Regions from separate parts of the Homo sapiens genome. Here all the other regions are linked to region 1. The links are chromatin loops, found by intact Hi-C in ENCODE. Cell type or tissue: mammary epithelial cell. All regions are shown on one strand. Links, peaks and the distances in the headings refer to the core of each region. The heading gives the core; the rest is flanking DNA.

Region 1 (11,168 bases), core at 1,840-9,839:
TCTGCCACTTTAATGGAAGCTTCTTTGCTCAGCTACCCTCTGACTTTCTAAGGGAGGTTTTAGACAGCCACTTACCCCGTCACAATTTCCCTCCCCAGAGGCCTCATGAAAATTTTATTCTGTACACTTAATGCCATTCAGTCAGCCCATTTCTCCTACACTCCCCTTACATGATATGTATTGAGCTTCCTATTAAGTCTTCCGTCTTGGGAAAGAGTGCTGGATGACTCTGAACAATTTCTCCTGGTCTCAGCCATTGATTCTTGGAGCGGGGAGAAACCATCTGCCATCTTGCTGCAAATACTGTTTGAAGGGACAAGATTCTCAGTGAGTCTACACATTGCTCCTGCTGCCTTGACCAGACGCCTTCCAAGTGACACTGAAGACACTGTAGGAAGCAGAAACAGCTTCTGTGTCTTTTTTTAAAAATTGCCTGTTAATTCTTGTTTCATATCAGGGGCCCTTGGACTTAACACTGAAGTACTGTGTGAGAAGGAAGACGGAGTCTATCGACAAGAGGTTCTGTTTTGACATAGAAACTAATGAAAGGTAAGCTGTGCCGCTGTGAATTGGCAATGTCCCCACGTGCCAGATGCTTAGCCTGGGTAGGTCTTTTATTTTCCTCCGTCATCCCACGTTGATGACAATGAGTAAGTCTATTCAGGACTTTGTTGTGAGTCTATTCAAGCCAGCTCTTCTGGCTGCCCTTCCCAGGGATCCCTGCTAGACCTGGCCCAGTGCTGCTTTTCTCTGTGCAAGCTTCTATCAGCTTTGCCTCACTTGCTCTGGGAAGAAAAAGTCTCTCCTGGGATTTAATTTGCTATCAGATGTGCAAAAGGTCAACATTTGGTGATCTTGCAAGAAGGAAAGGATAACAAAGCTCATTCTTTGTTAAATCTCCTAATATCACATAAAAGAACAAATGAATTGGCACACATTTTTGAGGGAGGGAAGATGGGGTGGAGGGTCGTGGTGTTATTAGAAAGTCATTTCCCCCCATTTGGTGCAAAAATGATGCAGACCTTCCCTACTTTACAGATACTCAATGAACTGGAAATAGTGTGATTATCACCTTTCAGATCTTACAGCTAAGGCTTGCACATTTTGGACTTCGTTGTGTTTGTTTCTCCCCAGTGCCCTCTTTTTTTACTTGAACCTGAGCAGTTTTATCAGAGGAGAATTTTAACCATTAAAATTTCAAATGAATGCATTTGGCATTATTGTGGAGAAAGACATGCTTTATAGTTGGGTGGTTGTACCAAAATAAACAGAATAAATCTGTTTCTAGATTTTATCTCAACCTTTTATTTCTAGATGTTAGATACTTAGTAATAGAATAGAATTTTGCAAAATGATCAGATTGCTAGAAAGGAACTTGAAGGGTGAATTACAATATCATGTGAACAAAACTAGCAGTGACTGGGATCATAACAATCAGACTAAATGATGAGGGCATTTTTAAAAAAATTGGGGAATAAAGGACTTAGCTTGTTTCATTATTTCAAAATTGAGAGATTATTATTTGACCCTCACAATTTCGATTTGTGAATTTATATCATTTCTTTGTTAAAAATGGATGATCCCAATTGAGGTGGCTCTGAAAGTACGTATTGTTGCCAGTAACCATGAGACTGTCACTCATTTTCCTGATAGCCTCAGTTCCAGTAGGAAGGGGAAAATTATTGTTGGCTGTGGCTTCCCTTTTTTGCAAATAATATCCCCAACTCAAGCAGTTGCAAACAGTTTGTCCCCGTGGTTAGGGGCTAGGATGAATTTATGTTTCTTGTACCTGGTGCTATGCATGGCTCATGATAAGTACTAAATTTGATGTTTATTTTTAAGTGTTTTTTTCTTATCCTAGAATGCTGAAGAATTTTCGACACTAGAACCCAGGGATTAAAGTTTTGATGCATCTACACTTTTAGTTATCATATACTGTGCACTTTACAAAACATTCCCTCATTTAATCTACACCCCCCCCATTTTACCAGTGAGGAAACTGAGACCCACATATATTTAACTGACTTGCCCAACTAAAGTCACATAGGAAATGGTGAGGCTGAGCTCAAACCCTGGTCTGTAGGTCTCCAAAGCCCATGCTGGTTTCTTTTTGTTTGTTTTGAGATGGTGTCTCTCTCTCTTGCCCAGGCTGGAGTGCAGTGTTGCACAACCTCTACCTCCTGGGCTCAAACGAGTCTCCTGCCTCAGCCTCCTGAGTAGCTGGGACTACAGGCGTGTGCCACCATGTCCAGCTAATTTTTGTATTTTTAATAGAAATGGGGTTTCACCATGTTGGCCAGGCTTGACTTGAACTCCTGGCCTCAAGACATCCACCTGCCTCGGCCTCCCAGAGTGCTGGGATTATAGGCGTGAGCCACTATGCCTGGCTCCATGCTGTTTTTAATTTTTTATATTGTCTATTATAAGCAGAAGAAACAAGCTGCAAAGTAGAGCGTTAAATATAATAATGAACAGGTGCTGAGGCCCCTCTCTGCATGTGGAGTCTTTTGAGTGACATGACATCTGCTTTTCTGGCTAGTCAGTCTGATATAAGGAACAGAGTCAGGCTTCCTAGCAGGCATCAGGCAGCTGTACTCACATTCCCTGGAGCACAGAGCAAAGGGCTCTTGGAGCCACTTTTTCTATGTCAGGAAGAGAGGATAAGATTTTTTATTTTTTTAACTTTTAATTTTTTAGAGAGAGGGTCTTACTCTGTTGCCCAGGTTGGTTTGCAGTGGCACAGGTTCAAGTGATCCTCTTGCGTGAGCCTCCTGAGTAGCTGGGACTGACAGGTGTGCACCACCATATCTGGCTAATTTTTTATTTTTTATAGCTATGGGACCTTGCTATGTTGCCCAGGCTGGTCTTCAACTCCTGGCTTGCAGTGATTCTCCTGTGCCAGCCTCCCAAAGTGCTCATATTACAGGTGTGAGTCACTGCACCTGGTTCTAAATTTAGGCTCTTAGCAGTATTTAAAATGACAGGCTCATAGCAAGGCAGAGCTTGAAATGTTTTAATAACAGCAACAACAATAATTGTAATAATAATAAAAACAATTGCTAACATTTGCCAAGTACCTCCTTTGTGACAGGCACTGTTATCAGCCATTTAAGCGTATAATTTCCTTTAGTCGTCACCACAGTCACATGAGGGAGGTGATGTTATTTGAATTTTGGTTTGTGAATCTGTATCATTTTTGTGTTAACAATGGATGACCCCATTCAAGATGGCTGTGGAAGTATATATTGTTGCCAGTAACCACAAGACTGTCATTAAGAGGTGCTTTAATGAAGTAAGAGAAGGTAGGACAGGAACCCCATGATTCCAGCAGGTAGAACAGGATTCCTGTGATATCAGTAATGGAAAGGACCTCCCAGCTCCTGTGTTCCAGAACCCTTTCAGATAAAGAAACTGAGGTCTAGAAAGGCCTAGTTACTTATCCAGGGTGGCTGAACTCTCTTGGCATTGCTTTTATCATTCTATGACTCTAGGAGAGGTCTCATCTTATCACAGAATTTGTGGAAGGAACAATGTTTTCCTAATGGCTCAGCAAGCCAGGAGAATGCAAGGAGACTTTATACCTTGCATAAAGTATGGTTAATCTCAAAATTCCAGATGAGTCACAAAGATCTAAAAAGACCATAAAGAGCATAACAGCTTGGGATATCTCTGGGTAGTTAGTAGTGTCTTAGTCCATTTGTGATGTTATGACAAAATACCTGAGACTCAGTAATGTATAAACAACAGAAATTCATTTGTCACATTTCTAGAAGCTGGAAGTCCAAGCAGTTTCAGTGTCTGGTGAGGGCCTGGTCTCTGTTTCCAAGATGGCATCTTGTTGCAGTGCCCTCCAGAGAGCACCAACACCGTGTCCTCATATGTCAGAAGAGATGGAAGGGAATGAACCTACTCTTTCAAGTTTTTGTAAAAGGGCCCTAATCCCATTCATGAGGTTCTACCCTTATGACTAACTCACCTCCTAAAGGTCCCATTTCTTAATATCATCACATTGGTAGTTAACTTTCAACCTATGAATTTTGGGGAATATTCAGACCACAGCAGGTAGCCTGCAAATAAATAGAATAAAACAGGGTTCGAAGCCGTGTGCCAGGCAGAAGAGGCCTTATATTGTAGTAATGAAGAATATGGCTGCTGGACCAGACTTTCTGGATTTAATTCCTGTCTCTAGTAGTTCCCTGCTATATGACCTTGGATAATTACTCTGTGCCTCAGTTTCCCCTTCTGTGAAATAGAGATGATTACTGTAACTGCCTTATTATATATATTAACTGAGTTAATATACATAGTTTACTTGGAACAAAATTTGTCACCTAGTAAGCATTCAGTAAATATTAGTTGTTTTTATTAGTCATAAAATTGCTTATTAGCCAAAACGCCTCCTCCCTGTGTCTTAGCCAGTACTCATGTTGTTGAATTTATTGCAACTCAAAATGTTTCTTGGACATCGCAGGTGCTGGAAGAAGCAAAGCCATTTTACTGAGAGATAATGTGCCTCTGATGTTCATGCTCATTCCTAGAGCTCAGACAAAGTGGCTGGCTTCCAACAGAGTAAGGCAGTGAGAGCCTTTGTTTGGTTCAAGCACAATGGGGCCAATTTAAGTGTGCATTATGGAGGCGTCTTGACAGTTACCTTCCTATTTCTTGCAGGATCTGGGCACAAGGCCACCAAGATACCACCCCCGCCTCCATGGTTCCCAAAGTTACTGTTCTGTAAATTGCCTATTGTTTTCTTGAGTAAAAGAGATTTTGAAAAATTAGTATTCTGTAAGCCTATGCTTGTTCAGTGTGACAAACTCCAGGGCAGAGAGGGACCCTAGATCACAAGACTCCATTCTCTCAGTTGAATTTTCTGCTTTATACTTACCATTTTTTTCCCCCTCAGGCCAGGAACCATCACTCTGCAGGCCCTTTCAGAAGCTAACAGAAGGCTATGGATGGAAGCCATGGATGGGAAAGAACCTGTAAGTTACCTGACACTGGGGAAACCTCCCCAGCATATGCCAGTGTATGAGTGCCCTCTAGTGGTATCAGTGGGTCTCAGACAATTAAATGGTAATGGATTGTTTAGTCTCAGTTTTAGAGCTGTAAGGAATTGTTTCCACATCTCTTAGCAGGTAAGGCAACTGGAGTTCCAGAAAGGTTGAGGGACTTTTCTGAGACCACCCTCAGAGAAGACACCAAAACCGGGCTTAGAATGCAGATCTCTCAGCTCCCTGCTCTAGTGTTAGACTATGTAGCTATGCCCATGAGCTTTTCTTCAGAAAGAATGAAGCCATTTTTCAGGTTATAAAATCAATATGTGTTAATTAATTAATATGTGTTAATATGAAAAATAATTGCCATAGTTATAAATAAGCACTTATTAAACATTTATTCAGAATGATTTTTCTGCCTCACCCTTATACCACCAACTCAGCTTATTCTCTTTGAGGGTACAGCTGGTAGCGGAGATGGCATTGCCATCCTGTATCACAAGATGTACCGTTCCATTTAGAACACGGTTATGCAGGAGGACAAGCAATCCCTTGAAAGGGTTACTGATTATCATCAAGCGACCAATAGAAACAGTTGGAAATAATTGAAAAACATTCTGGTTTCTTAGTGGCATATTAAATAATATCAGCTTCCTGGTGTTGGAATTCCAAAAGCTTGGATATAGGTACTAGTTCTGCCATTAAATGGCTATGTGACTCTGGGCAAATCATTTCACCTCTCTGAGATTCAGTTTTCTTCTCCTCAGTAAAAGGGCTTTAATAATTTCTTTCTACCTATCTCACAGGGTTGCTTAGAAAAAACAGATGGAAGTCATCTTGTAAACCACAATGTGCTAGCCGATCTGAATGATGGGATACAAAACTCCTAAGATCCAGCAGTGTTCAGATACAGTCTTATTTCTTTGCTGTATTCAAGTGAAAAACTGGCTAGGAGGGAAAATGCATTCTAGGTTTTTCTTTCTATGTGTCCTCAGTATCCTGGAGAATTTAGAGGGGTAACTAGATCCCAGATTGCACTTATAGTAAACTGGAAGGTAGCAGGAGAGACTTGGTATTCTGAAGACTGCCATCCAGAAAATATTCCAGCACTGTCTTCCTTCTGTCACCTTCCAGAAACCTGCTGCTGAACTCTTTCATGCTTGTGACATTTCTGTAGGCAGATGCTGGGAAGCTCAGCAAGGCATTTATCTTTCAATTCCCTCTCCCAAGTTTGCTCTCCCTTTAGGTTTTCAAGAATCAAAGGATGCAGATGGCTTTCTGTGGAGAATGATGTGAGCACATGGGCCCACTGAATGTGGATCCATACCAACTTGATCATGGCAGATTTTTCCACAAATCCCTTGTTTAGAAAAGTAGCAGAAAAGGCTGGCTGGCACAAAAATATCTCCCACTGAAATATCTGTGGGCATACACACATATGCAGAACTTATTTTAAGGAGAGGCTGTTCAAACAGACTCTTAACAGATGGCATATAGAGGGCTCATTTCCTGCAACCTCACATTACTAATGTTGTTGCTCCTTTACTAAACACTCCAGTTCACTAGTCTTACAAATCTCATCCATGCCTTTGCCTAAACTGTCAAAGAAGATCAGGGCTTGAAGGAATGTCTACTCCAACCCTGATCACTTTACTGATATAAATTTTGAGATCTGGAGAATGGAAAGGGCATGCCCAAAATTTCCTAAGAGGTAGAGGTAGAGCCAGGACTAGACTTCAAGAGTCAACAGTCTTCTTTCTGGTCTCTCACATAGCTATCACAGCACATACTCCAAGACAACACAGACAAATCTTGGTGTATTCATGGATCTCTTTCAGATGGACATTTGCCTTTCCACAGAGAAGTATTCATCAACCAGTCTTTGAGGGTGGGAGATTGGTGTTAGGAACATTTAAATTTTATAATGCCCATTAGACAGGTACATAGCCATGAGGAAAACACTTTCCTGGTCTCTTGCTTTATCATAAAAATGCCCCAGGTGTTACATAAGTAAATATCTAAGATGGATTAGCTAAAACTGTAGCTATGGTGAACTGTGTGAAATTCAGTGTAATTTTCAGGGATTGTTCAAGTATTTTCTTTCTTTCTTCCTTCCTTCCTTCCTTCCTTCCTTCCTTCCTTCCTTCCTTCCTTCCTTCCTTCCTTCCTTTCTTTCTCTCTCTCTCTTTCTTTCTTTCTTTTTTTTTTGACAGAGTCTCGCTCTGTTGCCCAGGTTGGAGTGCAGTGGTGTGATCTCAGCTCACTGCAGCCTCCACCTCCTGGGTTCAAGAGATTCTCCTGACTCAACCTCCCAAACAGCTGGGATTACAGGTGCACGCCACCATGCCTGGCTAATTTTTGGATTTTTGTAGAGATGGGGTTTCATGATGTTTGCCAGGCTGGTCTTAAACTCCTGACCTCAAGTGATCTGCCTGCCTTGGCCTCCCAAATTGCTGGGATTACAGGCATGAGCCACCACGCCTGGCCTGTTCAAGTATTTTCTAGCAATCTTGGCAAAGCAATTATGTTTAGCCCACTTGGCTATCTTTTTAACATCCTGGAGTTTCTAATCATTTTTAATGCCTATCTGGGGAAAGATATTTAATATTATGTTCTCTGTTTTCCTATATTGATTGACAATAGCCATGGATCTTTCTGTTTATCTTCTTTTGTAGATCTACCACAGCCCTATAACAAAACAGCAAGAAAGTGAGTCACTTAAGTTTTTGGTCTACTAGCATTATAAACTGCCAGCTGTCCGATTCATAGTAAATACCATCATTAATGATGTGTACTACTAACGCAAGTCTGAATATGGATGCCTTTGTGTGAAATAAAATTCAGCCATATATTTTTTAAATGTGTCTGGTAATTGAACTAAGGTAGACACTTGGTGTTAGCTTACATCGTGGGTAGAGAAACATATCCTTCCTGTTCTGGAAGCATGATAGAAATTGTATTTTTAGGCTAACATTTCACATATGACTTTGCTCATGCTGAAAGCAGACAATTCAAAGGGCTAAATATAAGTATTTTGTGTTATAAGAGTTAAAATGTTAAACCTCCCCTGAAAAAATGACTCTTTCCATTTAAGGGTGACTAGAAATGAGCAACTAAAAACCCTTAGCTCTCTCAATGCAGTCCCTTTGCATGGTCATTAAATGTTTAATAGGTGACACCTGTTGCAGCAGGATCTAACTCTTTTCCTTTGCTTGAAACAGTGGAGCTAAATGAAGTGGGCTTCAAGTTTGTCAGGAAGTGCATCAATATTATTGAGACCAAAGGTAAGATCTGAACCATAGTCTTGGCATTGTCTGAATCTCGTCACTCTGATTTTATCCTGGGCAATTTCTCTGAAGTAGCGTTTTAGGAATGAAGACTGTTTATAAAGCTTGTGTAGTAGATGCAAGCTAGAAAATTTCAGAAAATTCTAAACTAGTGGTATGCAAGCATATTTGGATAATTTGGATTCCTGCTTTTAAAGAGCTTATAAGTTTATAAAGTATTCTCAAACAGTACCTGGCACTCCTTAAGCAGTGTCATGATGGTTCTATCCTAAATGATCAAGAGTTCAATTTCTGCCACAGTACATACTGGTATGAAAATTGATGGGGCAGAGCCAAACTCAGGGAGATGTGGAATCAGCATTCTTCCTGGTTGCCGATACTCCCTGGTTTCCTTCTGAGGATATTTAGACTGTGGGCAAGTGTGGTATGTGAATCAAGTCTCTTTGTTCTTTGAAATGTTTTTTTAGTCTTTCTTGGTGCAGGAAATGGCCTTTTGTTTCACAGCTGCCTTACTCCAGCCCTCTCGTGATTTATATCACTGCTTAGAAGCAACTTGAGGGTTGATCCTTCCTCCTTTTTCAATTGAATGAACTTCTTTCTAAGATGGCAGCACCATTCTCAGCTTTCTGCTGCCGCCCAAACTAAGCATATGCTTCTATTTACTATAGAGTTTGTTTTCTTCTCTTCAGATTAATGAGGGTTTGGTACACTCCAAATGAAAGGATGGATAATTTGGAGAGATGCTGTAGGACTATTCCCCTGTTACAGGGAAGGCTGGAGAACTTGGAGTATGTAGTGTGACCCCTTCCTATCTGAATTGACCCTAGTGTACCAAGGGGAGATGACAACTCTAGCTATACAAGTGAAATTAACCTGATTTTTTCCTCCACTAGGGATCAAGACAGAAGGGTTGTACCGCACTGTGGGCAGCAATATTCAGGTTCAGAAGCTGCTGAATGCCTTTTTTGGTAACAATTTTACTTTGATAATTCTTATTGGGAGTACTTTATGTGTTACAAAGAAATGTGACTGGAAGAGAAAGGAGACACTGCTAAAATGTGGTAGAATAGTTGAAAAAAGTATTTTCTAAAGTAAAACATACACATACTTGCCCACCCTGGGCAGAGTCAATCGTACCTTGAAAATGGCTGTTATCTCTCCTTCCTCGTATCCCATTCACTCCAGAAACCCTCAGCAATACAACTTCTTTCCCTACATCTCAACTGGAACTGTGTGGCCAGGCTTAGTCGGTATCTTCTTACCAAATCCAGTGAATACTTTTGAGTTTGTGTCTTACTTGATCTCCTTGTTGACCACTTTCTCTTTTTTGAAACTTTCTCCTTACATGACTTCGTGACTTCCATAACACATCAGCACTCTTCTGATTCTTCTCACATCTTTTTTTTTTTTTTTTGAGACAGGGTCTAGCTCTGTCGCCTAGGCTGGAGTGCAGTGGCATGATCATGGCTCACTGCATCCTCAACCTGAGCCTCCTGGGTAGCTGGGACTATAGGCGTGTGCCACTACACCAGGCTGATTTTTAATTTTTTTGTAGTGATGGGGTCTCACTATATTGCCTAGGCTGGTCTTGAACTTCTGGCCTTCAATCATCCTCTTGCCTTTGCCTCCCAAAGTGCTGGGATTACAGGCATGAGCCACAATGCCTGACCTCTTCTAACATCTTATAGGATTCCTTTTCAATAACTTGCTGAACCTTTATCTTTCTGTTTTTTACACCTTGACTGTGTGTTTCCTACAGTTCTATCTTTGTTCTTGGTTTACTTCTTTTTTTTTAATATGTTTTTCTATTGATTGATTTTTTTTTATTCTGGTTATGGCTCACATTTTTGTTTCTTAAAAAACATTTCTTGTAATCTTTATTGGTTGCTGGATGTTGTGACTTACTGAATGTCTTGATTTTGTTGATTTCTTTTAAAGAGGACTGAATTTTGTTTTGTGGGCAGTTATTTGTGGATCAATTTGATTTATTTGAGTCTTCTTTTTAAGCTTTGTTGGGCCAGATATAAAGTATCCACCCCCAGGTAAGGTTGTTGAGCTCTTTTTCCACATAGCTCACTCTTCTCTGGTACTGTGCCTTGCTAGTTATAGCTGCTTCAACCTTCCTAAACTTTGATCCTTATCTCTTCAGCTGAGCAAGACTTCCATGCTCAGCTTGAGTTCCCACTCCATCTGCTGCAATCTAAAAAGTGCTTTTAAGAAGCAAGCTGTGGAGAAGGTAGCAGTTATCTTGTTTGTATCCCTCTTCTCAGAGTCATAGTCCTGTTTTGTCTGTTGCTCAATAACTACATGCAGGAGTTTCCTATATACTGTCCAGTTTTCTAGTTGTTACAGCAGGAAGGCAAGTCTGATACCAGTTAGTCCACCATGGCTGGCAGTGGTATTCTCTCTTTATGCTTTTTACTAGCACCTCTATGCTGACAACTCACAAAATCTCTGTTCCAGACATCATCTGATGAGTTCTAAATGCAAATATTCACTTGCCCACTGCACTTGTGCTTCTCAGTCATATTAAGGTCATGGCACATATCAGAATGATCATCTTTATATAGCATGCTCGGGTAAATGGACATCACTGAGGCAAGAAGCCCTAAAGGCTGAGGGAGTCAATATTGGAGTCTCTGCACAAGCTCTCTTTACATAGATGGTTCACAGGTATCTACCTGCATTTCTCTCCCTGCAAACCTACCCTTCTTCCTTTCGTGGGTGGCAGTGAAGCATCTTGTAAGCTGAGTTTTCACAGTGTCAGAGAACAAATTGAGTGTGGAAAACTGCAGTTTGGATAAAATACATATTTTTTGGTCCTTACTGTGATGCATAGCTAATCTCTCACAAGCCTGCAGGTCTGACAACCAACCCTACTCACATT
Region 2 (11,168 bases), core at 1,465-9,464, 1.9 Mb before region 1:
TAATTGAATACCCTTTATTTCCTTCTCCTGCCTGATTGCCCTGGCCAGAACTTCCAACACTATGTTGAATAGGAGCGGTGAGAAAGGGCATCCCTGTCTTGTGCCAGTTTTCAAAGGGAATGCTTCCAGTTTTTGCCCATTCAGTATGATATTGGCTGTGGGTTTGTCATAGATAGCTCTTATTATTTTGAAATACGTCCCATCAATACCTAATTTATTGAGAGTTTTTAGCATGAAGGGTTGTTGAATTTTGTCAAAGGCTTTTTCTGCTTCTATTGAGATAATCATGTGGTTTTTGTCTTTGGCTCTGTTTATATGCTGGATTACATTTATTGATTTGCGTATATTGAACCAGCCTTGCATCCCAGGAATGAAGCCCACTTGATCATGGTGGATAAGCTTTTTGATGTGCTGCTGGATTCGGTTTGCCAGTATTTTATTGAGGATTTTTGCATCAATGTTCATCAAGGATATTGGTCTAAAATTCTCTTTTTTGGTTGTGTCTCTGCCCGGCTTTGGTATCAGAATGATGCTGGCCTCATAAAATGAGTTAGGGAGGATTCCCTCTTTTTCTATTGATTGGAATAGTTTCAGAAGGAATGGTACCAGTTCCTCCTTGTACCTCTGGTAGAATTCGGCTGTGAATCCATCTGGTCCTGGACTCTTTTTGGTTGGTAAACTATTGATTATTGCCACAATTTCAGAGCCTGTTATTGGTCTATTCAGAGATTCAACTTCTTCCTGGTTTAGTCTTGGGAGAGTGTATGTGTCGAGGAATGTATCCATTTCTTCTAGATTTTCTAGTTTATTTGCATAGAGGTGTTTGTAGTATTCTCTGATGGTAGTTTGTATTTCTGTGGGATCGGTGGTGATATCCCCTTTATCATTTTTTATTGTGTCTATTTGATTCTTCTCTCTTTTTTTCTTTATTAGTCTTGCTAGCGGTCTATCAATTTTGTTGATCCTTTCAAAAAACCACCTCCTGGATTCATTGATTTTTTGAAGGGTTTTTTGTGTCTCTATTTCCTTCAGTTCTGCTCTGATTTTAGTTATTTCTTGCCTTCTGCTAGCTTTTGAATGTGTTTGCTCTTGCTTTTCTAGTTCTTTTAATTGTGATGTTAGGGTGTCAATTTTGGATCTTTCCTGCTTTCTCTTGTGGGCATTTAGTGCTATAAATTTCCCTCTACACACTGCTTTGAATGCGTCCCAGAGATTCTGGTATGTGGTGTCTTTGTTCTCGTTGGTTTCAAAGAACATCTTTATTTCTGCCTTCATTTCGTTATGTACCCAGTAGTCATTCAGGAGCAGGTTGTTCAGTTTCCATGTAGTGGAGCGGCTTTGAGTGAGATTCTTAATCCTGAGTTCTAGTTTGATTGCACTGTGGTCTGAGAGATAGTTTGTTATAATTTCTGTTCTTTTACATTTGCTGAGGAGAGCTTTACTTCCAACTATGTGGTCAATTTTGGAATAGGTGTGGTGTGGTGCTGAAAAAAATGTATATTCTGTTGATTTGGGGTGGAGAGTTCTGTAGATGTCTATTAGGTCCGCTTGGTGCAGAGCTGAGTTCAATTCCTGGGTATCCTTGTTGACTTTCTGTCTCGTTGATCTGTCTAATGTTGACAGTGGGGTGTTAAAATCTCCCATTATTAATGTGTGGGAGTCTAAGTCTCTTTGTAGGTCACTCAGGACTTGCTTTATGAATCTGGGTGCTCCTGTATTGGGTGCATAAATATTTAGGATAGTTAGCTCCTCTTGTTGAATTGATCCCTTTACCATTATGTAATGGCCTTCTTTGTCTCTTTTGATCTTTGTTGGTTTAAAGTCTGTTTTATCAGAGACTAGGATTGCAACCCCTGCCTTTTTTTGTTTTCCATTGGCTTGGTAGATCTTCCTCCATCCTTTTATTTTGAGCCTATGTGTGTCTCTGCACGTGAGATGGGTTTCCTGAATACAGCACACTGATGTGTCTTGACTCTTTATCCAACTTGCCAGTCTGTGTCTTTTAATTGCAGAATTTAGTCCATTTATATTTAAAGTTAATATTGTTATGTGTGAATTTGATCCTGTCATTATGATGTTAGCTGGTGATTTTGCTCGTTAGTTGATGCAGTTTCTTCCTAGTCTCGATGGTCTTTACATTTTGGCATGATTTTGTAGCGGCCTGTTATTGGTCTATTCAGAGATTCAAATTCTTCCTGGTTTAGTCTTGGGAGGGTGTATTTGTCGAGGAATTTATCCATTTCTTCTAGATTTTCTAGTTTATTTGCGTAGAGGTGTTTGTAGTATTCTGTGATGGTAGTTCGTATTTCTGTGGGATCGGTGGTGATATCCCCTTTATCATTTTTTATTGTGTCTATTTGATTCTTCTCTCTTTTCTTCTTTATTACTCTTGCTAGTGGTCTATCAATTTTGTTGATCCTTTCAAAAAACCAGCTCCTGGATTCATTAATTTTTTGAAGGGTTTTTTGTGTCTCTATTTCCTTCAGTTCTGCTCTGATTTTAGTTATTTCTTGCCTTCTGCTAGCTTTTGAATGTGTTTGCTCTTGCTTTTCTAGTTCTTTTAATTGTGATGTTAGGGTGTCAATTTTGGATCTTTCCTGCTTTCTCTTGTGGGTATTTAGTGCTATAAATTTCCCTCTACACACTGCTTTGAATGTGTCCCAGAGATTCTGGTATGTTGTGTCTTTGTTCTCGTTGGTTTCAAAGAACATCTTTATTTCTGTCTTCGTTTCGTTATGTACCCAGTAGTCATTCAGGAGCAGATTGTTCAGTTTCAACCCTGTTTCAAAACAAAAACAAAAACAAGCAAAGCACAAGTCCACCGACATTGATACAGTCTACAGAGCTTAGTCAGACTTCATGTTTTATATGACCTCATCTGTATATGTGTGTGTGTGTGTGTGTGTGTGTGTAGTTCTATGCACTTTTATCACATGTGAAGTTTCATGTATCCACAACCTCAGTCAAGGTATAGAATTGTTCAATCATCACAAGGATTCTTCATGGTGTCCTTTTAGAACCACATCCACCAGCTTCCCTCTCCCCATTCTTAATCCCTGGCAACCCGAAATCTGTTCTCCATCGCTATAGTTTTGCTATTTCAAGAATGTTATAAAAGTGTAATCATACGGTATATAACCTTTTGGAAGTAGCTTTTTTTCACTCAGCATAATTCCCTAGAGATTCATCCAAGTTGTTGAATGTACCAATAATTTATTCCTTTTTATTGGTGAGTAGTATTCCATGGTAGAGATGTACCACAGTTTGTTTAACTAGTCATTTGATGAAGAACGTCGGGTTGCTTGCACATTTTGGCTATTATGAATAAAGCTGTTATGAAAATTCATGGTTTTGTGTGACTAAAACATGTCTTTCACAGAGCAAAAATTTTTTATTTTGATGAAGTCAATTTATCAATTTTTTCTGTTATAGATTATGCTTTTGGTGACAAGCCTAGAAAGTTTTTGCCTAGCCCGGGGTCCCAAAGCTTTTCTCTTATTTTTTTCTAAAAACTAAAAGTTTTATAGTTCTGTATTTTACTTTTAAGCCTGTGATCCATGTTGAGTTCATTTTTGTATAAGGTATGAGGTTTAGTTCAGGGTTTATTTTTTTACCTATGGTTGTCTAATGCTCTAGAGCAATTAGATAGCCAGATACTGGCCACTGGGCTGCCCCAAGGTAACTGTAGTCTCTAGGACATCAGGACACATGGCCCCAAAGAGATTTCACCTCCACTTCTGCCCAGCTCTAGAGCATTAGACAACCCTAGGCAAAAAAAAAAATAAAATAAAACAAAATAAAAAAATAAACCACTAGACAATTTAATGGCTGGAAAGAATATCCTTCTCCTCCATTGAATTGCTTTTGTACCTTTGTCAAAAAATCAGTTGGGCAGATATGTATACGTCTATTTCTGAGTTCTCTTTTCTGTCCCACTGGTCTGTTTGTCTATCCCTGTGAGAACCACAGAGCTCAGGCCTTTGAGACAGAATGCCTAGTACCACTTGCTAGCTTGGGTGACCCTGGGCAAGTCACCCTCCCCTGGCTTCCTATCTGTCACTCAGTATATAAAATATGCCTCCTGAGCCCCACATGATTGAACTCCTGCCTGCTTCCCCGTGACTGTCTCCTATTACTCTCCTCCTTGTTCACTCTGCTCCAGCCACACTGGCCTGACCGATCCTCAGTCACATAACACATGCTCCTACTTTTGGGGCTTTCACAGACTGTTTCTTTAACCCAGAATCTGCTTCGCACAGACATCCTCATGGCTACCTCCCTTCCTTCTTCCTTCAAGTCTTTTATCAAATTTCACCTTCTGAGTGAGGCTTTATTTAAAATGGCAAAGCCTCTGCTCCTCCCCTTTCCCCACTTTCTCTCCATGGCACTCATCACCATCTAAAACACAATGTCATGGACTTTTTTGCTCTGTCTCCTACCACTGCAGTATGAGCTCAATGAGAGCAGGAATTTTTGTTTTTGTTCACTGCTGTATTCCCAGTGCTGTGTCTGTCTAGTATAATATACCTTTTTAAATGAATGAAGAAATGAATAGATAGATGGATGGATGAATATGTGAGTGAGTGAATGAATGAATGAATGCCGTGAGCCAAGGCCCAGCTCACCTGAGCAGCCTCTCTGGCCCTTGGCTTGTGTCCTAAGCTTGCGACCCTAGAACCATCCACTTGCTTCTCTAAGGCTGGCCACCAGGTGGCAGTTGGAGCCTAACTTCTGTCTCATTTGCTTCCCTTTGCCTTCTCTTTGCTGCCTGTCAGTCTTGCCCAGGACATTTTGACCTTCTCTGCCTAGGCATGGCTAGAGGATTTTGTGAGAGCTCTTAAAGTAGGCAGCTTCAGTATTTAAAACTTTTTTTTTTTTTTTTGAGACGGAGTCTCACTCTGTTGCCCAGGCTGGAGTACAGTGGTGCGATCTCAGCTCACTGCAACCTCTGCCTCCTGGGTTTAAGCGATTCTTGTGCCTCAGGCTTCTGAGTAGCTGGGACTACAGGTGCGTCCCACCACACCCAGCTAATTTTTGTATTTTCATTAGAGATGGGGTTTCACCATGTTGGCCAGACTGGTCTCGAACGCCTGACCTCAAGTGATCCACCCACTTCCGCCTCCCAAAGTGATGGGATTACAGGCATGAGCCACTGCGACTGGACCAACTTTGCATCTTTTTATCCTTAGAAAGGTACTACCTTGTTCCTGCCACAGCCTGCTCTCTGTCTCAGATGGAAGAAGCCATATACTGGCCATTGGGCTGCCCCAAAGTAACTGTAGCCTCTAGGACATCAGGACACATGGCCCTAAGGAGATTTCACCTCCACTTCTGCCCAGCTTCAGCAAGCCTCTCCCAGGGTTACTGCACCCCTCAACTCGGTAAAGGCTAGGGACTCTAGCACCATGATTAAGCCTTTTGTGTCAACCTGGGTTTGATCTCCACTATGCCACTTATTAACCTTGTATCTTGGGTGATGTTGAGCAACTAACATAGATATTCAAGCCTCGGTTTTGTCAGCTGTAAAATGGGGATAATAATGGCATCAAACTCACCGGGTGGATGTGAAGATTCAATGTGATAACACGCATACAACATAAGTAGAGTGTTTGGTGTAGAATAAAGCTCACTTGAAGAAAAATGAAGGGCAAAAGTGGGAATAAACAAGACCAGGCATAGCAGGAACTTGCCAGGGAGTTTGAGGAGGGCGCCGACTAGATGGCTAGAAGGCTGAAGCCAAGAAAAGATGGGAGATCAAGGAAAGCTTCACAAAAAAGATCACGGTTCAGCCACAGGTTGTAAGACAGGTCAAATTACGCTAGTCAAGCTGGAAAGAGCGTTGCAGGAATAATGGTATGTGCAAATAAAGAGAGGTGTGAAATGGTAGCTACTCACAGTCATTCCAGGAACTGTAAGTAAGTATGAATTGCATGTTTCTTGTGGGAGAAGTGACAAGAAATACAGACAGATAAGCAGGGACCAGATCACAAAGGACCTCATGTGCCAGGTGAAGGAGACTGGACTTGATCTGGTGGGGGCAGTGGAGAGCCATCAAAGAGTTCTAAGCAAGGAATTGGATGGATGCAACTGATGACCTGGCAGTCCAGCTGCCTTGAAGGAAGACAGAAACTGGAGGCAGGTGAAAGATGAGCTGAGCTTAGACTGGAGAAGTTGTATTTGGGATGGAGATAAAGGGATGAAGTCCACGGATTTTTTTTTCAGAGGAAGAAACTGCCAAGAGCTTGCCTGAAAAAGAAAGAAGATCCAGGGACAGAGAAGGAAGTAGCATCATGGTACAGTTATTTTTTGCTTTTGTTTTTTGTTTGTGTGTTTGTCTGTTTGTTTGTTTTTTGAGACGGAGTCTCACTCTGTTGCCCAGGCTGGAGTGCAGCGGCACGATTTCAGCTCACTGCAACCTCCGCCTCTCAGATTCAAGCGATTCTCCTGCCTCACCCTCCCGAGTTGTTGGGACTACAGGTGCGTGCCACCACACCCGGCTAATTTTTGTATTTTTAGTAGAGACAAGGTTTCATCATGTTGGTCAGGCTGGTCTCGAACTCCTGACCTCAGGTAATCCACCCGCCTCGGCCTCCCAAAGTGTTGGGATTACAGGTGTGAGCCACCATCCACCATGCCCGGCCAGTACAGTTTTTTTTTGTTTTTTGTTTTGAATATGGGTGAGACTTGAGATTCTTCTATTCCCCACAGGGCCTGGCACTAAGTAATTGAATGAGTGGAGGGAGGGGCACCCAGAACAATACTTGCCAAGAAGCAGGGCCCTATCCCAATTTCACCCTGGTCCCCACCCTCTGACTTTCCTGTTGTCTCTGAGACAGAGCCCTACAATACAGGGGGTGAGAGGCTGGTCTTTTTACTCAGAGCTTGGATTTCCCTTCTAATGGAGGAGTTTCCCTAAAATGGCCCCCAAGGGCTGAGGGAAACTTATAGGCCAGCTAGGGAAAGCGTTCATTTCCTGGTACCCCAAGATGTGACTCCTTTCAAGAAAAGCCCAGCAGTTTTCCTCTACCTATTTCAAAAGCGTTCACTCCCTCCCCAACTTCTCTTTTTCATCTTTCCCCCAGGGAGAATATTGGTCCCTACTTTTCCCATCCTGTATCAATACTTCCTGCCCTAGCATGGGCCTACTTAAAAGTTTCCAAGGCCTAGCCCAGGTTCATGGTTTTGGGGCAAATTGAAGGACCCCAACAGCATGGCCCAACCAGATCTCAGCCTACTCCTGGCCTTGCTGTTTCTGCAAAAGCAGCAGAATAAATCATTCTGCCTCCTTGTTGCAAGGCTACCTCTGCCCTGAGGCTGCTATCTTCCCCATGCTGGGGACTTTTGCCTTCCTGGCCCAGTCTTGGATGAAAATATGGGAGCTGGCCCGGCGCGGTGGCTCACGACTGTAGTCCCAGCACTTTGGTAGGCCGAGGTGGGTGGATCACTTGAGGTCAGGTGTTCGAGACCAGCCTGGCCAACATGGTGAAACCCTGTCTCTACTAAAAATACAAAAATTAGCCAGAGGCCAGGCGCGGTGGCTCATGCCTGCAATCCGAGTACTTTGGGAGGCCGAGGCTGGTGGATTACCTGAGGTTAGGAATTTGAGACCAGCCTGGCCAACATGGTGACACCTTGTCACTACTAAAATTACAAAAAATTAGCCGGGCGTGGTGGCGTGTGCCTGTAATCCCAGCTATTCAGGAGGCTGAGGCAGGAGAATCTCTTGAACCCAGGAGGTGGAGGTTGCAGTGAGCCGAGGTTGCACCACTGCACTCCAGCCTGGGTGACGGAGCAAGACTCTTGTCTCAAAAAAAAAAAAAAAAAAAAAAGGGAGTCCTTGGTAGATAAGAGACAAATGAATAGTTATAGATGCATACTTTGCGTTAAGTGCTTTACATTTGTCATTGCATTGAATCTCCAAAACAACCCTGTGAGAGAGGTATCATTATTTTACAGATGAGGAAAGAGGCTCAGGGAAGTCACAGCATTTGCCCGAGATTATTAGACTAGTTAATGGTGAGCTTGGGAATTGAACTCATGTGTTTTTTTGTTTGTTTGTTTTTTGAGATGGAGTTTCACTCTTGTTGCCCAGGCTGGAGTGCAGTAGCGTGATCTTGACTCACCGCAACCTCCACCTCCCAGGTTCAAGCGGTTCTCCTGCCTCAGCCTCCCGAATAGCTGGGATTACAGGCACGCACCACCACGCCTGGCTAATTTTGTATTTTTTTTTAGTAGAGACGGGGTTTCTCCATGTTGATCAGGCTGGTCTTGAACTCCCGACCTCAGGTGATCCGCCTACCTTGGCCTCCTAAAGTGCTGGGATTACAGGCGTGAGCCACCATGCCCAGCCAACTCATGTTTTTGTTTTTTTTTTTTTTAACCTCAAAACCCCTTTTTACCCCGTAAGTTATATTCTCCAGGGAGTAGGGTTGGGGGTGGGGGTTGGGGAGTGGAGAACCTTCCTGGTTGACTCTTTTTCCAAGGGAAAGGGCTAGAAGTTGGTTCCTCCTGTCCTTGGTGGGTGCTTCATCTCCAAGGAAGAGTAACTGTGGGTGGGCAGCATCCACCCTATGGCATCCAGAAATAGATTCATTGTTGCCTCTCCCTCCTTTCTTGGTCACTATCTGGTGAGCTCCTGGGGCAGGGGCTGAGCAGGCAGGCTCGGATTTGCTGTTCCCTTCAACAAGCCTCTTCCCATCTCTGAGCCTTTTGTTGTGCTAGTTATAAAATGAGAGGGTTGTCAGAGAGAAATGCTCTCTAAGGTCTCTTCCAGCTCTAACATTCGAGGATCATATTGATTGCATTGTACCGTAAGACCGCCTGATTCATTCATGGATAGAAACAAATTTCCTGTTGCCATAGGGAACAAGGGGTTTTTGAAGTAGAAAAAGATACACTCAAGGAGGTAAGATAAACTGAAAGAGCATGGGCTTTGAGTCAGCCAGACTTGGGTTAAAATCCTGTACGCTGGGCAGGTCACTTCACTTTTTTGAGCTTCTCTCATTATCTAGTAAGACAGGAACAACCACCCCTACTTCTTGGAGTGAGGTAATGTATTTGGCATTACATTACACAGATCTTGGTGCTCAAGATCTTTTGTTTTGAGGGTATGGGGTTCATCTCTTCCTCCCCAACTCCACCCTACTCTTTCACTAGCTCCCAAGATACTCTTCTCTCTCCCCAACCCTGATGGCCAGGCCGAGTGTTTTCTGCCAGGGCTTCTGCTTCCAAATGTTTCTGGCAGGGCTCCCATGTAGTGTGGAACAACTTGACCTCTCTCACAACCTTCTTCTAAAAGTTCTAGGGGGGATGGTGCAACTGAGGCCAGACCAAGGCTTCAACACTTGGACTTTTGGGGCAACCAGCTGAAGGTTTTGGTCTCAGAAGCCCTCCACCAGCTTCACTGGCTCTGCTCCCTCATCCTGGCTTCCAACCTCCTGGACCATAACCATCTGGCTAATGACAGAGCACTCCAGTTCTTGTGTCGCTTTTGGGTTCCATATCTCTCGGCCAACTGCCTCAATGGTGCCATAGGTGGTCAAACTCAGCTTCTTGGAGAGCCTAAATCTCTCAGATAACTACATGACTCGCCTGGCCTGGGGCACCTTCTTGGGCTCCCCTTTGCTGTTGGATCAACCTGAGCAGCAAGTACATTCTGGAAATTGAGTCAGGGGCCTTGGCTGGCTTGCCCCTGCTGTAGGAGCTCAGCTCGGCCAGCAATTATCTTCACTGCATCTCTGCCTTTAGCCTCCCCAACCTGTGGCAGCTCCACTAGAGGCCCAGTGCCCTGCAGTTATTTGCAGCTGAGGAGTGAGATGGGGCATACTAGTTTCAGGTATTAGACCCGAGTCATAACTGGCTTCTGAGCACCTTCCCACTTCTCCCTACCCCAAACCATCTCTGACAGTTTCCCTTCTTTGACAACTACCTGATGTCTCTAGAACCAAATCCCCTATCTCCAGTATGGGGGGTTGCCAGTTGGTACTAAGAGGTGACTAGTGGAATCTGACTCGGAGCAGCCATGACGTAACATCCAACCTGAGTGACATTATCTTGGCATATCCCACTTGACCTAAGTAGAAACTGACTGGTATCATTCCCAAGAGACTTCCTTGGTAGGCTTCCTGCCCTTCAGCACCTCAGCATGGCCTAGAACTGTCTCTGAAATGTGACAGCCCACTGCCCATGGCGTCACCAGTTCCAAGGCCATTCCCTACTTCTCCACTGTCCTTCTGCCCATGACATCTCTGGATTTCCATGGAATCTGATTCAGTGTGCGCCTGTCTGGTTTTTTGAGATTATGCCCAGGCTGAAAGCTGTAGACTTGGAGGACAACATATTGTACCTGTTTTGGGGGCATGGAGCATCGGGAAAGAGCCCCTCCCTCAGAAGCACCATTGACCCCCGGCCCCAGCCTTCACCAGGACAGCTTTCCTAGTGAAGAATCTGAGCCTTCGAAAGAATGAGCCAGGGTCCTACGTTTAGGAGTCTGCCCCTGCCACTCTCCACTGCCTGGATCTCTCTGGCAACATGAGGATGGTTTTTAACCCCAGGGACCTTTTGAGGCTTGCAGTTCTCCTTGCAGAAGCTTTCTCTGTAGGCCAATGGGATGAAGCGCTCCCAGGCATGGCCCCTCTGCCTGCAGAAGCTCCATGTTTTGGACAGCCCTGATAAGGTGAGAAGCCTTCCTGAGGGCCTTGGCTGGTTCCCCCTGGCTAGTCTGGGCCTCCACTACAATAGGCTGCAAGCCCTGGAAGGAGGGACCCTGAAAGCCATACCTGGCCACCTCACTAACTTAGCTATCTCTAGCAATCTTCTCCACTGCTGGATGCTTTGCTAAGGGCCAATGTGAGTGTGCTAGACTTAGAGGAAGGACAGAGCATATATCTTGGCAGTAATGGGTGACCACAGTCCACCATGTATGAGGCGTGGGGGCCTTGGGCTACCTGGACTTTGCTGATGGTGACTGGCCTGCTGGTCATCTGCTGTGGTCTGACCACCCTACTGAAGAAGAAGCATTGTTTAGCTCTTGTCTGCAGTTCCACTGCAATAAGATCAGCCTTAGACCTGAGCAGGAAACTTGAGGTAGAGGACTGTGGTGGGATTCTTTTCAAAGCATGGCCCCAAACCCCTTCGGCATGGGACAAAAGAAGATAATTAGGGACTCT
Region 3 (8,000 bases), core at 1-8,000, 320 kb before region 1:
GCTGAGGTGGGCAGACTGCTTGAGGCCAGGAGTTTTATTTTTTTATTTTTTTTATTTTTTTTTTTTTTGAGACGGAGTCTCACTCTTTCGCCCAAGCTGGACTGCAGTGGCGCTATCCCGGCTCACTGCAAGCTCCGCCTCTTGGGTTCATGCCATTCTCCTGCCTCAGCCTCCCGAGTAGCTGGGATTACAGGCGCCCACCACCACGCCCGGCTAATTTTTTGTATTTTTAGTAGAGACGGGGTTTCACCGTGTTAGCCAGGATGGTCTCGATCTCCTGACCTCGTGATCCGCCCGCCTCGGCCTCCCAAAGTGCTGGGATTACAGGCGTGAGCCACCGCGCCCGGCCAAGGCCAGGAGTTTTAGACAAGCCTGGGCAACATAGGGAGACCCCCATCTCTACAAAATATTTAAAAACTAGCCATGTGTGCCTACAGTCCCAGCTACTCAGGAGACTGGCAGAAGGACTGCTTGAGCCCAGGAGTTTGAGACTGCAGTGAGCTATGATTACGCCATTGCATTTGAGCCTGGGTAACAGAATGAGACGCTGTCTGTTTTGACAGAACTCTAATAAAGAAAGCAGTCATCAGACTAAATGATAGGCTTGAAAATCAAACTGTCAATAAAGGTACTATTAATTTGTTAAATGTTTACGGGTATTTACTATCATATTAATTTAACATTTAGGCCGGGGTGGTGGCTCTTGCCTGTAATCCCAGCACTCTGGGAGGCCAAGGCAGGTGGATCACTTCAGGTCAGCAGTTCGAGACCAGCCTGGCCAACATGGCAAAACCCGTCTCTACTAACAACACAAAAATTAGCTGGATGTGGTGGTGGGGCACCTGTAATCCCAGCTGTTCCAGAGGCTGAGGCAGAAGAATCTCCTGAACCCTGGAGGCAGAGGTTGCAGTAAGCTGAGATTGTGCCATTGCACTCCAGCCTGGGCAACAGAGCGAGACTCCATCTCAAAAAACTAACAAACAAAAATTTAAACATTTGCCTTTCCCTTGGAGATCATTAACTCTTTATGTGTCAGCAGCTTCCAGGAATATTATGTAATAAATGTAAATATTGTAAATTAGCAGCCTCCAGAAATGTATTTTGTAGTAACCACTAGAGCATTTTTTAAAATATATATATATATATATATATATTTTTTTTTTTTTGAGACAGGTCTCACTCTGTCACCCAGGCTAGGGTGCAGTGGCACAGTCACGGCACTACAGCCTTGATCTCCTGGACTCAAGCAATCCTCCCACCTCAGCCTCCCAAGTAGCTAGGACTACAGGCTTGTGCTACCAGGCCTGGCTAGTTTTTTTATTTTTAGTAGAAATGAGGTCTCGCCATGTTGCCCAGGCTGGTCTCAAACTCCTGAGTTCAAACAATTCTCCTGCCTCGGCCTCCCAAAGTGCTGGTATTACATGTATGAGCCACCATGCCTGGCCAGTGTACATTTACTGATGAGGACAATATAATAAGCAAAATGTTTCAATCTCTGAGATTCCAATCTAAATTTTTAATGTCTGCCTGTAATCCTAGCACTTTGGGAGGCCGAGGTGGGTGGATCACCTGAGATCGGGAGTTGGAAACCAGCCTGGCCAACCTGGTGAAATCCGTCTCTACTAAAAATACAAAAAAATTAGCTGGGCATGGTGGTGGGCGCCTTTAATCCCAGCTACTCAGGAGGCTGAGGCATGAAAATTACTTGAACACAGGAGGCGGAGGTTGCAGTGAGCCAAGATCATACCATTGCACTCCAGCCTGGAAGTCAGAGTGAGACTCTGTCTCAAAAAAAAATGAAAATAAAAATAAAATAAAATCAATTTTTAATTTCTGCCAGAAGTTTGATTTACATATTCGTTTACATATTTTTTTATCCTACAAAATGATGTCAGTTTTATTACCACAGAGACTTTGCCTTATAAAGTACTTACGATAAGGTACAGTGAGATAGATTAAGCAAACCCTTAAAAACCTCATATACTTACAATCTCTCAAAAGAGTATTACTTTTCCTTGGGTACAAAACATGCATGAATTTTTTCCCAACAGCTTTTAGATCACGCATCTGAAAGACAGAAACAACTTGTTGTATTGTGATGACCAAGGTTGCCAGCAGCCTTACTTAATTTGCTAAAATTTCTTTCATTTCAATCTCCTGTGAACTCTTCACTGAATTTTGCAGATAATTCCAGTTCAACTCCTTCACTACACAAACAAACCAGAGAGGTAGGGTATGCTTTTTCTATTAACTTCTTAAGCCAACTTTTAACACCTTTCCACATCTGTTTTGATCTGTTCTGTTTTGATGTTGAAAAAATCCATAAAAAAGAAACACAGCCCTCCCAATAGGCTGCTTAAAGAAACTAAAACAATTGTACTATAAAAAGCTGCTCTACAAAACACAGTATGTGACATTCAGTTCATAGAAGATGAGGTTCCAAGGACCAATTAGCCTGCTCTCTAGCTACTACATTCTTTGCAATATATGAAATAAATTTTTAACATTCCCAATTTAATTGGTAAATGAATCCTAGATGCCAGATACAAAAAAAAAAAAAAAATCAAGAAACTGGAAGAAGGGTTCAGTAATACAAATACAACCTCTCAAAGCACCACTGAGCTAATTCTGTTTTAATTTTTTCACCTAGAATTTTACCCGTTATTAAACACTTTGTAAACATAATTTATAATAGTTGCTTAGCATCCCACCACAAAGATATAACATAATTTACCTAACCAATACCTCATCTGTGGTTCATTTATTTCTAGCTTTCCCCTATTACAAAGAATGCTATAATAAACATCTTTGTATATTGATACTTTAATGTTGAAAATTTTTGTTTTACATTTTAAAACTTTCCTTATACTACATTTGGAGAAGTATGATAATATATTGGTTTAAAAAGATTTGGACATTTTAAGACCTTTTTTTTGTTTTTTGAGATGGAGTCTTGCTCTGTCGCCCAGGCCAGAGTGCAGTGGTGCGATCTCGGCTCACTGCAACCTCAGCCTCCCGGAGACAAGCGATTCAGTCTCCCAAGCAGCTGGGATTTCAGGCATATGCCACCATGTCTGGCTAATCTTTGTATTTTTAGTAGAGATGGGGGTTTCACCATCTGGGCCAGGTTGGTCTCGAACTCCTGAGCTCAGGTGATCCGCCTGCCTTGGCCTCCCAAAGGGCTGAGATTACAGGCGCGAGCCACCGCACCTTGCTGTTTTAAGATTATTAATATGCATTATAACCAAACTGCTCTCCAAAAAGGCTGTACCAAATTAATCTCTAGGATAAAATATTAAACTTCAGTATATAAAATATATTCAAAATCAGTGAACCAAATGAAAATATTGCAAAGTACTATTAGTTACTTAGTCCCATGATACTGAACAGAAGTTCTCTCAACTAGTCTAACTTACGATGGTATTGCGAACAGATTCATTTAATGTGGAGCTGTCAAACTCCCGGATGCGAGATCTCATAGGAATGGTGATTTCTCCTTCTACGGGGATGTCTTGTGAGATGGATATATCTGAAAGGCCTGCAAACTGAGAAGAGTCAGGGGAAAAAAAGTAAGCCTGTAATAAACTGTAGCATTCCTCATATATATCATCATTTCCTAGAGAGTTGGGACCATGTATTTTGTAGGGTTTTACATAGGAAAGTAGGTGTTAGCTCAACAGACATTACACAATGCAGTTAACAATAATCCTCAAATTTATTTCTTTAAAGATTAAACATAATGAAAAAACTAAAGTAAATGTCATAGACACCTTCTTGCCCACCAACATTTAGCATAAAATCTTCACATGGCACAAGCTAGCAAGACTGAGATAATAATTGTAAAGTTATTAAAAAGTGACCTTTTAGCAATCACTGTCTTAGAATGGCCACGTTTCTGTTGCACTTCTGCTCCCTAACAGGCTCTAGTGGCCTCTGCTGGCTAAAAATGAGCATTACATGAACCATAAAGGCAAGTGCGGGAAACAGGGAAATAGCAAAATATACCTTGATTACAGTCTTTACAGGTTACCTGGCAATCACAGAGCAAATAAAATTTTCAAAGTGAATAAAGAATGTGAACTTTTAAATTCATAGTCATCTGCCAAATGTTATTACAACCGAAACTCAAATCTACAAATTCCTAAGAAAATAGAGGCAATGCCTTCTCATACAGTTTTTGGGCCAGTAGGCACAATTTTTAGTGGGCAACAGTTGCAGATAAAGGAAACACAAGACAGTATACTGAAATTTTAGAAAGAATGAGGATGTTCACATCCGTCAAATTTTATTACAACCAAAACTCAAATCTACAAATTCCTAAGAAAATAGAGGCAATGACTTCTCATACAGTTTTTGGCCCAGTAGGCACAATTTTTAATGGGCAACAGTTGCAGATAAATGAAATGCAGACAGTATACTGAAATTTTAGAAGGAATGAGGATGTTCAAAGAATTTGTAAAAGGCTGGGCATGGTGGCTCATGCCCGTAATCCCAGCACTTTGGGAGGCCGAGGCGGGCAGATCACCTGAGGTCGGGAGTTTGAGACCAGCCTGACCAACATGGAGAAATCCCATCTCTACTAAAAATACAAAATTAGCTGCGCGTGGTGGCGCATGCCTGTAATCCCAGCTACTCGGGAGGCTGAGGCAGGAGAATCGCTTGAACCCGGGAGGTGAAGGTTGCGGTGAGCCGAGATCACGCCATTGCACTCCAGCCTGGGCAACAAGAACAAAACTCCGTTATAATAAAATAAAATACAAAAAAATACAAAAAATAAACAAATAAATAAATAAATAAAATAAATAAAATATAAAATATAAAATAAAATAAAATAAAATAAAACAAAAACAATTTCTTAACCACACTCATATTTCTTAAATATAAGAAACATGCCATAGAATTTTTTTTTAAAGGTTTCTTATAGAGGAAAGAAAGGAATAGGATAGAGCAGACAGGGAGAGAAACTAGGCTTTTTTCAATATATGTTGTCCATATAAATGACTTGCAATCATATAAACACTTCACACAATTATTAAACAAAATTAAAATTTGAAGGAAGCAATCCCTGAAACTGAGAGAAAAAATTAAACCAATGAAACTACCATGTATTGAAATAAACACACAACCACAAAGATAGCACCTATTTCAAGTGACTATATAACACTGTAATTTGACTTCTGATTAAGATATAGGAAGCTGGAAAGACCATTCCCCAAGTAGAATAATGAGAAAAGGCTAGATACTTTACTGAATCATAACTTTCCCTGAATTCATCTGAGAACTGAGTTGTAGGGAGACCAAGTAGCCTGGATGAAATCTAAAGAAAGCCAGGTGCTTCCACGAAGAGACATCAGCACTGGCTCAACAGTAGCAAAGCATGAGGGGAAGACAATGCTGCACACCACACCACACAGATGGGTAAGAATTCAAATAAAATTTTAAATAAATTGCTAAAGTCCAAGTATGGATCAGCACAAGAGTACAGAATCCCTGGAAGCAATAGACGCAAGGGGAGTTCACACCCACTTACAGGCTCTTCTCTAGAAAAAAGCCCCTAGAGGAAAGAGCCTTAAAGCCACTTAGACAAAAACAAGTTGCCTTCAGAACACAGGTGACAACTCACTGAAGCTGGAGAAAGGGAAAAGGAAAAGCTCTCTACTACTAAGGGATGGACAGAAAACCATCCTGGGCCCAGACCATTAAGAGTTTCCTTCAGCTAGGAGGGGGACAGGATCACTAAGAAAGTGCTACCCAGGAGACCCAGGGACACATGGTCTGCCTAAGGCAGAGACTAGACTATGAAAACAAAGAATCCCCTTTCCCTGGCCCCTATCACCAGGCTAGCAAGTATGGAGTAATAAACAACAGCAGTCTACTGCTGGAGGAAGTGCTAGAGCTTAGAAAGAGACTCACCATGAGATGCAAGGGCAAAGACAGAAGCTGAGTACAGAACATGAACATTAATAAAAACATTGGGGCTGGGTGCAGTGGCTCATGCCTGTAACCCCAACTCTGGGTAGCTGAGGTAGGAGAATCGCTTGATGCTAGGAGTTTGAGACTAGTCTGGGTAACACAGTGAGACCCCCATCTCTACAAAAAATGTTTTTAAAAAATTAGTTGGGCATGGTGGCATGCAACTAACTGTGGTCCCAGCTACTGAGGAGGCTAAAGTGGGAGGATCACTTGAGCCCAGGAGGTCAAGGCTGCAGTAAGATATGATCACGCCATTGCAATCCAGCCTGGGCAACAGAGTGAGATGCTGTCTCAAAAAAAAAAAAACAACAACAAAAAACAAAACACTGGGACAACATAGCACCCCCACCCCTAAACTCAAGGTAACAACAGAGGAATCTGAAGCTGGTGATGCACTGAAGGTAACCATAGCAACAACAACAACAACAAAACAAACAAAGCTCAACCCTGACTAGACTGACTTAACCCCTACTGACTGACAACTCAGCAGCAGAGATGTGCCACTTCTAGCAGTGTGTACATGATGTCCAGCGTTCAATATCAATAACAAATTATCTCCCCCATACTCACATGAAAAAACAACCCACTATGAGACAAAGCAATTAACAAAACCAGGCTCTGAGATGACCAAGATGTTAGAATTATCAGAAAAGAAATTTAAGATTACTATGTTTAATATGCAAAAGGCTCTAGTAGAAAAGGTACATGCATGAATGATGATGAATTTCTGCAAAGAGATGGAAACTGTAAGAATCAGATGGCAATGCTAGAAATACATGAACATAGTAACAGATAAAGAATGCCTTTGCCAGCCTTATCAGTTACCTCAATACCAAAGAAAGAATTCAGAGCTAGGTCAGTCAAAATTATGCAAACTAAAACAAAAGGAGAAGAGTAAAAGAAGAAAAGAAAAAAGAATAGAGTATCTAGGAACTATGGGAAAACATTAAATGGTCTTATTATGTAAATAATTGGAATCCCAGAAGAATAGAAAGATAATGGCTCTGAAGAGATATAGGCTAACCGCAGTGGCTGATGCCTGTAATCCTAGCACTTTGGGAGGCCAAGGCAGACAGATTGCTTGAGCCAGGGAGTTCCAGACCAGCCTGGGCAACATGGCGAAACCCCATCTCTACAAAAAAATATTTAAAAATTAGCCAGGAGTGGTGGCACACACCTCTAGTCCCAGCTACTCAGAAGGCTATGGTGGGAGGATCACCTGAGCCCAGGAGGTCGAGGCTTGCAGAGCCCAAGATCACGCCACTGAACTCCAGAGTGAGACTCTGTCTCAAAAAAAAAAAAAAAGAATAGCTGAGAATTTTCCAAAAATAATGAGACATCAAATGACAGATACAAGCCAAGAGAACCCCAATCAAGATGAATACCAAAGGACAAAATGAAAAAATCCACAAACCTAGACACAAACTATTGAAAACCAAAGATAAAGAGAAAATCTTGAAAGTAGCCAAAGAGAAAGGCATTGCATTTACAGGAACAAAGATAAGAATCACAATAAAAGGCCGGCATGGTGGCTCACGCCTGTAATCTGAGCACTTTGGGAGGCCGAGGCAGGTGGATCACCTGAGATCAGGAGTTCAAGACCAGCCTGGCCAACATGGTGAAACCCCATCTCTACTAAAAATACAAAAAATTAGCTGGGCATGGTGGCAGGTGCCTGTAATCCCAGCTACTTGGGAGGCTGAGACAGGAGAATAGCTTGAACTCAGGAGGCGGAGGTTGCAGTGAGCCAAGACCATGCCACAGCATTCCAGCCTAAGTGACAGGGCGAGACTCCATCTCAAAAAAAAAAAAAAATTATAATAGACATCTCTAACAAAATATAAACAAACAAATAAACAAAGAAAGACATCTCACCAGAAACTATGCAAACCAAAAGAAAATGGAGGGACACTTTTAGAGTGCTAAAAGAATAAAACTATCAACACTGAATTCTAAACCCAGCAATAACTATTAAAAATAAAGTCAAAGTAAAAACGTTTTTCAGACAAGCAAAAGCTAAAATATAT

What was found. Hi-C counts contacts between places; a loop is a spot of excess contacts. Peaks named below come from ENCODE experiments on the same cell type or tissue, not always from the same donor. Only the 100,000 strongest peaks of a DNase experiment are listed, where the experiment ranks them.
Region 2: a loop joins it to region 1, with 22 times the contacts of the local background. A loop is called at or near these places in 3 of 110 quality-filtered maps.
Region 3: it touches region 1 in a loop (8-fold over the local background); 6 of 110 quality-filtered maps call a loop at or near these places.

Annotation. Positions count from the first base shown.
Region 1 is chrX:68,191,000-68,202,167 of GRCh38, reverse strand. OPHN1 (oligophrenin 1) reads left to right here. Exons shown (of 25, transcript NM_002547.3): 11 at 458-549; 12 at 4,904-4,982; 13 at 7,670-7,703; 14 at 8,216-8,278; 15 at 9,175-9,249. Among named protein-coding and RNA genes, the nearest start is that of OPHN1, 240 kb to the left of the region's middle. In mammary epithelial cell, for the core only: a CTCF peak has its summit at 5,030 (motif pointing left); a DNase peak (open chromatin) is centred at 5,007.
Region 2 is chrX:70,091,116-70,102,283 of GRCh38, reverse strand. No RefSeq gene overlaps it. Among named protein-coding and RNA genes, the nearest start is that of OTUD6A, 34 kb to the right of the region's middle. In mammary epithelial cell, for the core only: CTCF peaks have their summits at 4,705 (motif pointing right) and 6,028; no DNase peak of the experiment used is centred there.
Region 3 is chrX:68,507,394-68,515,393 of GRCh38, reverse strand. YIPF6 (Yip1 domain family member 6) reads right to left here. Exons shown (of 7, transcript NM_173834.4): 2 at 3,417-3,545; 3 at 1,989-2,067. Among named protein-coding and RNA genes, the nearest start is that of YIPF6, 12 kb to the right of the region's middle. In mammary epithelial cell, for the core only: a CTCF peak has its summit at 3,937 (motif pointing left); no DNase peak of the experiment used is centred there.